Linked DNA regions of Homo sapiens: region 1 is linked to region 2. Evidence: read pairs that join two places in POLR2A ChIA-PET (ENCODE). Cell type or tissue: B cell. All regions are shown on one strand. Links, peaks and the distances in the headings refer to the core of each region. The heading gives the core; the rest is flanking DNA.

Region 1 (3,783 bases), core at 1-2,500, 560 kb before region 2:
AGCTACTTGGGAGGAGGTGGAAGGATCACCTGAACCTGGGTGGTCAAGGCTGTGGTGAGCTGTGATCATGCCACTGCACTCCAGCCTGGGTGATAGAGTGAGACCCTGTCTCAATAAATAAAATAAAATAAAAATAACACTAATAGTGTTGTTTTGAGGACTTAAAGAGTCAATGTACTCAGAACACCATTATATGTCTTTATTATGGATGCTGTTAGATAATCTCTTCTTCTTTTCTGGTTTAAGTCATTTTCTTTGTCTTTAGGATTACATATTTGGTATAGATAATTGGGTTTGGTTCACTATTATTTATCCTTCTTGTGGTTGATGCATTTTTTTTTTTTTTTGCGCCACTGCTCTTGGCTGACTTTTTAATTTTTTGTAGAGACGAGGTCTCACTATGTTGCCAGGACTGGTCTCAAACTCTTGGGCTCAAGCTATCTTCCCACCTCATCCTCCCAAAGTATTGGGATTACAGGTGTGAGCCACCGTGCCCAGCCTGATGCACTTCTTAAATTTGAGGAATTGTGTCTTTCATCAATTCTGGAATATTCTCAGACATTATCATGCTGAATATGATCTCTTTTCCATCCTCCTTATAATCTATCTCTTTCCAGGTCTTCTCTAAGCCATATGTTGGACTCTTTTATTCTTTTCAATGTGTTTCTATTTTTATTATTTATCTCTTTATCTTTGTTTCTTTAAAAAAATTTTTTTAGAGGCAGCATCTCACTCTGTTGCCCAGGTGGGAGTGCAGTGGTGTGATCACAGCTCACTGTAACCTTGAACTCCTGGGCTCAAGCAATCCTCCTGCCTCAAGCCTCCCCAGTAGCTAGGACTAAAGGCATGTGCCACCACACCCAGCTAATTTTTAAAATTTTTTTGTAGAGACAGGGAGTCTTGCTATGTTGCCCAGGTTGGTCTCAAATTCCTGGTCTCAAGTGATCCTCCTGCCTTGACTTCCCAAAGTGCTGGTATTATAGGCATGAGTCACTCCATCTGGCCCTCTTTATCTTTGTGGGCTACATTCTGGGTAATTTCCTCAGTTCTGTCTTTCAGTTCATGAACACTTCTTCAGCTGCGTCTTATCTGCTATTTAACCAAGGCATTGAAATTTATTTTCAGTGGCTACGGTTTTCCTTTCAAGAAGATCTTTGTTTTTCCTTCAACTTTGCCTCTTATTTTTGTTTGTGTTGTTTTCTTTTCTTTTGTTTTCTATTTTTGAGACAAGGTCTGGCTCTATCACCCAGGCTAGAGTGCAGTGGCGTGATCTCGGGTCACTGCAACCTCTGCCTCTCAGGCTCAAGCCATCCTCCCAACTCAGACCCCTGAGTGGCCGCTGGGACTACAGGCGCTCACCACCATGCCTGGCTAATTTTTATACTTTTCATAGAGACAGGGTTTCGTCATGTTGGCCAGGCTGGTCTTGAACTCCTGACCTCAAATGATTCGCCTGCCTTGGCCTCCCAAAGTGCTGGAATTATAGGCGTGAGCCACTAGGGCTGGCTGCCTCTTTTTTCATGGTGTCTTTTCATTTTCTTATTTTTTTTCTTTTAATAATTTAAAGCACACTTCTTTTGTAGTCTCTTTCGGAGTGTGCTCTTATCCCAATTTCTTGGTGGTCTAATCCTCTTCTTGTTTTGTCTGCTGACACTCCCTGTTGAGGATCAGTTCATTTTGCGGTTTGCATTTTTAGCTGTGAGCTCCTGTTCAGCGAGGATCTTGCTTTTTGTTGGGTTCTCAGCTACAGAATGGCTTCTTGCTCCAGTTGCCTCCTCCCAAACTCCAGTACTGGGTGATCTCCCATTTTTTCTTTCAAGATCAATTTTTTTTTGTTGTTGTTGTTAAATTTTGTCCATATTCCTCAGCAGGAGCAGTGTCAACATTAGCTCAGTCTGCTAGGTTAGGTTAGTCAAATTTAATAGATGATAAAGACATCATTTAAAATCAGTAGGGAAAAGATGAGCTATTTATTAAATGGTATTAAGACAACTGTTCAATATCTGGGGGCGGAGGGAGGCTGTTAGCCTTAACATACACCATAACTAAAATAAATTGCAGACAAAACGAAAACTTAAATATAAAAGTGGAACTATAAAAGTGCTAGATGAAAAGAATGTGATGGGAAAGGCCTGTTTAATTATTCAACGGATGGTAAAATCCTCCTGAAGCTTTGCTACGAAAAAGTTTGAAAGTTATGTACATGGAAGAACTACGAAAAAAAGCCCTAAAAAGTAAGTGACCAATTAAGAAGATATTTACAAGAGATGATAAAGGCTCAATATCCTGCATCTACAAAGAGCTCTCACATATCCATTAGAAGACAGTGAATACCTAATAGGGACATATGCAAAGGACATGAATTAGTAATTCACAAAATAAGAAATAAAAAAAGCCAACAAGCATATGAGAGTAGGTTCATCTTCACTAACAACAAAAGAAATACATGTTAAAACAAGTTATCCTTTTACCCTATCAAATTGGCCAAAAATTTCAAAAAGATTAAAATATCCTGTGTGGTGAAGGAAAAGGGGTTCTACAGAATCCCTCTTCCCTTGGTCTCAAACTCCTGACCTCAAGCAATCCTCCCATCTTGGCCTCCCAAAGTGCTGGGATTATAAGCAGGAGCCACCGCGCCTGCTGTCTTATTTGGAAAAAGGTACATTTTGTCAATGTAATTAAGGTAAGAATTATTTATTTATTTATTTATTTTGAGATGGAGTTTTGCTCTTTTTGCCCAGGCTGGAGTGCAATGGCGCGATCTCGGCTCACTGCAACCTTCACCTCCTGGGCTTAAATGATTCTCGTGCCTCAGCCTCCTGAGTAGCTGGGACTATAGGCGTGCGCCACCACATCCGGCTAATTTTTTGTACTTTTAGTAGAGATGGAGTTTCACCATGTTGGCTAGGCTGATCTCAAACTCCTGACCTCAGGTGATCCACCCGCCTCAGCCTCCCCAAGTGCTGGGATTATAGGCGTGAGCCACCACTCCCAGCCAGGATTTTTTTTTTTTTTTTTTGAGTCAGGTTCTCACTCTGTCATCCAGGCTGGAGTGCAGTGATACAATCATAGCTCACTGCAGCCTCAAACTCCAGGACCAAAGCAATCCTCCCACTTCAGCCTCCTGAGTAGCTGGGAAAGCAGGTGTGTGCCACTATGTCCAGCTAATTTTTCTATTTTTTGTAGAGATGGGGGGTGTCACTGTGTTGTCCAGGCTGTTCTCAAACTCCTGAGCTCTAGCAATCCTCCCACCTCTGCCTCTCAAAGTGCTGGGATTACAGGTGTCAGCCACCTTGCCTGGCCAAGTTAAAGATCTTGAAATGAGGAGGTTATCCTGGAATAAGACACTTGGGGAGAAGACAGACAGACAGATAGAGGAGGAGACTGGAGTGATGAGTCCACCAGTCAGGAATACCAGCCCTGAGAAAAGCTGGAAAATGCAAAGAAGCATTCTTCCCTCTAATCTTGGGAGGGAATGCAGCCTTGATGACAGCTCGATGTTGGGCTTTGAGCCTCCAGAGCTGTGAGAGAATGAATTTCTGTTGTTTTAAGCCATCGAGTGCGTGGTCATTTGTCTGACAGCCCTAGGAAGCCAATACAGAGTGTCATCGGGACATTTTGGAGGGTAATTTGGCAGAATGTAGCACAGGCCCTAAAACGTGCATCTCTTTCCTTCTAGAAATTTCTCAAGATTAATAATTGAGAATTTGTCAAAGATCCCTTAGCAAGGACATTCACCGCAGCCTTCTTCTTTAAAGGAAGTTGAGTAAACAACCTATATGT
Region 2 (5,165 bases), core at 1,483-3,982:
TGTCCAGAGCTTTTGGAAAGCTGCTTTTCCTTTGTTGAAAGGATATAACAAATTATAAATGCCCACCTTTTGTCACCAAAAGTTTGGGGAAAGCCATGTGGAATATTTTACAGTATCGCTGGTAGCCCAAACAACAGTCAATGTTTTTTGGAACAGCTGCATCTTTAGTATTTAACGTCGTTATCACAAGAAGAGACCAATTATATGTTAGGATGGATGGAAATGGGGGCTCAATCTAGATTTTATTCCCTTTCCTCTAAGAATGCACTCTTTTGCCCACAGACAGGATGCCTGTAATCATTATTCAGTGAGCAGCAACCTGCAGCAGCTCCTCCTGACTGGCAGATGGGCCTGGCGGCCACCCAGAGGCTGGGGACACAGCAAGAATCCAGCACAGCACCGATCCCGATTCCCTCCTCCCCAAACTACCTGAGCCATGGACCTCATTTTGTGGACAAAATTAAACTTGCCACTTTCACAACCTGTGTTATCTAGCCACCTTTTGTTCTTTTTTCTCCTGCTTAAAAAAAAAAAAAATTTTGCTGTAGGTAATTCAAACTTACAGAATTGTATGGTTTAAGAAATAAAAGTTTCTGCACATTCCAGCTCCTGATAACCACTAGAGGATCATGACTTTCAGACGTGGCCAGGTAAATGAGAATAAGCACTGGTATTTTTACAGCACACAAATGAGGTAGAGGCCACTGGATATTATTTTCTATTTCTAGGTATTTTTGAGAACAGAAAAAATAGCAACCTGTTGGAAATCCCTGAAAATCCTATTCGTATTTCTCTAGGATTTGTCAATGGTTAGGAATAAAACTAATGGCCAGGTGCGGTGGCTCACGCCTGTAATCTCAACACTTTGGGAGGCTGAGGCAGGTGGATCACCTGAGGTCAAGAGTTCGAGACCAGCCTGGCCAACATGATGAAACCCTGTCTCTAGTAAAAATACAAAAATTAGCTAGGCATGGTGGCACATGCCTGTAGTCCCAGCTGCTTGGGAGGCTGAGGCAGGAGAATTGCTTGAACCCGGGAGACAGAGGCTGCAGTGAGCCAAGGTCACGCCACTGCACTCCAGCCTGGGGGACAGAGTGAGACTCTGTCTCAAGGGGGGGAAAAAAATAAAAGGAATCAAACGAATTTTACTCTAGTCTTTGACCCAAAAATTCTGCTTCTGAAAATTTATCCTAATGATATAATAACAAAAGATATCCAACAGTGCTGTTTATAATAGCCAATAATTTAAAATAATTTGAAACAAACAAATCATTGGTTAAATATTATGTCACACTTTTGATGAGCTATGTATATCCTGTTTTAACAATGTAAAGCCATATTTAATAAGATGAAGTAAATGTATATATAACTTTTAAGAATTTTTAAAGTTGGCCGGGCGCAGTGGTTCACGCCTGTAATTCCAGCACTTTGGGAGGCTGAGGCGGGCGGATCATGAGGCCAGGAGTTCAAGACCAGCCTGGCCAACACAGTGAAACCCCGTCTCTACTAAAAATACAAAAATTAGCTGGGTGTGGTGGCACGTGCCTGTAATCCCAGCTACTCGGGAGGCTGAGGCACGAGAATCGCTTGAACCCAGGAGTTAGAGGTTACAGTGAGCCAAGATATCATGCCACTGCACTTCAGCCTGGTGACAGTGAGACTCCGTCTCAAAAAAAAAAAAGAATTTTTAAAGTTTATCAGAGTTTGCCTTTGACAAATTTATAAGGGCAGCTAAAACACAAAACAGAGAAAAACTTCAAAATAAGTTAACCAAAGAAATATGCTTTATATAACCTAGAAGTGAACCAAATTTTAAAAAAGGCTGGCCGCGGTGGCTCATGCCTGTAATCCCAGCATTTTGTGAGGCTGAGGTGGGCATGTCAGTTGAGGCCAGGAGATTGAGACCAGCCTGGCCAATATGGTGAAACCCCATCTCTACTAAAAAATACAAAAATTAGTCGAGTGTGGTGGTGCGTGCCTGTAGTCCCTGCTCCTAGGAGGCTGAGGCAGGAGAATCACTTGAACCTGGGAGGCAGAGGTTGCACTGAGCCGAGATTGAGCCACTGCACTCCAGCCTGGGCAACAGAGTGAGACTCTGTCTCAAAAAAATAAATAAATTAATTAATTTTTTAAAAAAAGCTCTGAAAAGCTAATGGAGTAGAAGGGACACTAAGGAAGAGATGAAAAAGCTCTTTGTCCAGAGCAAAGTTGTTGGATGATAAACGGCATTGTTTAAATTTCCCAGCAAACTGTTGTATCTAGAATATATTTTCAATTTCAAGACTAAGAATGCATTTAAAAATTCCTTTTCAGATAGAGTGCTGTGAGTTTTTGTTGGAGACTTCCAGGCCAGGAGCTTGCCAAAACAATGAGTCTGTCTTTGATAAATTATAAGGGCAGCTAGAATACAAAACAGAGAAAAACTTCAAAATAAGTTAACCAAAGAAATATGCTTGAACTATTCCAGCAATTTCCTGACTCTTTTTTTTTTTTTTGAAAACAGTCTTACAACTTTCTAGCTCCAGTATTGTAGGTGGAGGGCCACTGAAATAGAAGGAGAGAATGCAGAAAGATAGCCAGTGAGACCAGCATCTCAATCCCACATGGCCCATTCACTTGCTAAACAGTTTTAAGAAAAGGTCTTCTGTTTCCCTATGCTCTGGTTGCCTTATTTGAAATATCTATTTACTCAAGGTGAGTGACAATTTCTGCTAAAAGAGAAGAGGCCAATGCTGATATTTCTCATCATGATGTTGGCAAGCCTCCAAGGGAGGCTGGTAGAAATTCAGCACGAGCTTGGAGATCCTGCTAAGATGTAAATGATGGTTTCCAAGACTTGGCCCCCCTTTCCCCCCTGGTTTCTCACGCATGGTCATTGGCAAGAGACTTGAGTTTTTCATTATGGTAGGTTTGAAATTGATTATTATTACTTTTGAGACAGAGTATCCCTCTTGTCACCCAAGCTGGAGTGCAGTGGCATGATCTCGGCTCACTGCAACCTCTACCTCCCAGATTCAAGCGATTCTCCTGTCTCAGTCTCCCAAGTAGCTGGGGGCAGTGGCTCACGCCTATAATCCCAGCACTTTGGGAGGCTGAGGCGGGTGGATCACCTGAGGTCAGGAGTTCAAGACCAGCCTGACCAATATGATGAAACCCCGTCTCTACTAAAAATACAAAAATCAGCCGGGCATGGTGGCATGTGCCTGTAATCCCAGATACTTGGGAGGCTGAGGCAGGAGAATCGCTTGAACTCACGAGGCAGAGGCTGCAGTGAGCCGAGACTGCACCACTGAACTCCAGCCTGGGCAACAAGAGCAAGCCTCCGTCCCGAAAAATAAAAAAATCTTGCATATGTTATCACATGTTATTCAGTAATATACTGTCAATGAAGTAAATATGTAAGACTATAAGCCCTTCCTGCACTAACCTCAATGTTAGTTTTGTCTTCTTTTAGATGGGAAATAATTAGAGAAACTTCTTGTGACCACAGAAGACCAGGAAGCTTATGTAGGTCTCAAGCTGTGGAGTGGGGGAAGAGTGTCTTCTAAAATACAAAAGCTTCAGCCTGTGCTAGTACAGATGGTGCAAGATTCCCCAAGCCAAGAAATTAACATAAAAATTAGTTCCAGGTTGTCTGGCAGAAACACTATAAAACCTCACTGGGGGGATACTTCTACAATCCTGTTTTTATAAGATTCCCGGAGAAAAAACAATCTCTGTCAAAGTTACGCTCATACAAAAAAGGTAGTAATAATATAAATGCACAAGGAAATAAACCACCATGAGAGCTGATGCGATAGTAAGAAAAATGAGAACCTGAGCTAAAAGAACAATGTGAAAGAAAATATAAGAACAACAGGCCAGGCACAGCGGCTCACACCTGTAATCCCAGCACTAGAGGAGGCTGACGTGGGAGGATCACTTGAGGCCAGGAGTTCGAGACCAGCCTAGGTAACATAGTGAGACTCCATTTCTAAAAAAAAATTAAAAATAAGCAGGGCATGGTGGTGTACAGCTGTAGTCCTAGCTATTCCAGAGGTTGAGGTGGGAGGATCACTTGAGCCCGGGAGTTCGAGGCTATAGTGAGCTATGATTGTCCCACTGTACTTCAGCCTGGGCTTAGGTGACAGAATAAGACCCTCTCTCAAAAACAACAACAAAACAACGACAACAACAATGACAACAAAACAACATTTTGAAGGATTAAGTTAGTAAAAGATGCAAAAGGAATCATAAGAAAATAATAAGATGCTCTAAATATAGATCAGGTATATCTTCAAAAGAATAAAATGGAACTTCTAGAAATAAAAAATACAGTCATTGAAATTTTAAAATTCAATAGATGAGTTAAATAGAATAATTTGAAGAGACTTCATGAAGTAGCTGACAAAGTTACATCATATGTAATATATAGGAAATGAAATCTATGAAAAAGAAGTTATGAGGCGTGGGGAACAGAATGAGAAATTTCACACACATCTAATATGAATCCCAAAACCAACAATATTAATAACAACATAATATAGGAAGAGTTAATGCTGGAGAGTTTTCATATATATATATATACATATATATACATATTTTTAGATGGAGTCTCACTCTGTCACCCAGGCTAGACTGCAGTGGCACAATCTCGGCTCACTGCAACCTCTGCCTCCCGGGTTCAAGCGATTCTCCTGCCTCAGCCTCCTGAGTAGCTGGGACTACAGGCGCACACCACCACACCCAGCTAATTTTTGTATTTTTAGTAGAGACGGGGTTTCACCATGTTGGCCAGGATGGTCTCAATCTCTTGACCTCGTGATCTGCCCACCTCGGCCTCCCAAAGTGCTGAGATTACAGGCGTGAGCCACCACACTGAGTTTTCATATATTTATGAAAGGAACAAATCCTCTAGGAACCCCAAACAGAATAAATTAAAAATAAAAAGTCTGTGCTTTGAAACATCATATTGATGCCATGGATACCAAAGGGAAATACAAGGTCTTCACAACTACAGGAGAAAGCAAAATATCTACAAAGAAATGCTATTAAATAGAACGTCAAGGCCGGGTGTGGTGGCTCACGCCTGTAATCCCCGCACTTTGGGAGGCTGAGGCGGGCAGATCACCTGAGGTCAGGAGTTCAAGACCAGTCTGGCAAACATGGTGAAACCCTGCTTCTAC

What was found. ChIA-PET counts read pairs that join two places held together with the same protein. Peaks named below come from ENCODE experiments on the same cell type or tissue, not always from the same donor. Only the 100,000 strongest peaks of a DNase experiment are listed, where the experiment ranks them.
Region 1: POLR2A ChIA-PET joins it to region 2 with 6 read pairs; 2 of 35 experiments call an interaction of 5 or more read pairs at or near these places.

Annotation. Positions count from the first base shown.
Region 1 is chr9:129,373,895-129,377,677 of GRCh38, forward strand. No RefSeq gene overlaps it. Among named protein-coding and RNA genes, the nearest start is that of LINC01503, 39 kb to the left of the region's middle. In B cell, for the core only: no CTCF peak of the experiment used is centred there; no DNase peak of the experiment used is centred there.
Region 2 is chr9:129,936,061-129,941,225 of GRCh38, forward strand. The region is part of intron 6 of FNBP1 (formin binding protein 1); the gene reads right to left. Among named protein-coding and RNA genes, the nearest start is that of MIR6855, 69 kb to the left of the region's middle. In B cell, for the core only: no CTCF peak of the experiment used is centred there; no DNase peak of the experiment used is centred there; H3K27ac peaks cover 761 bases.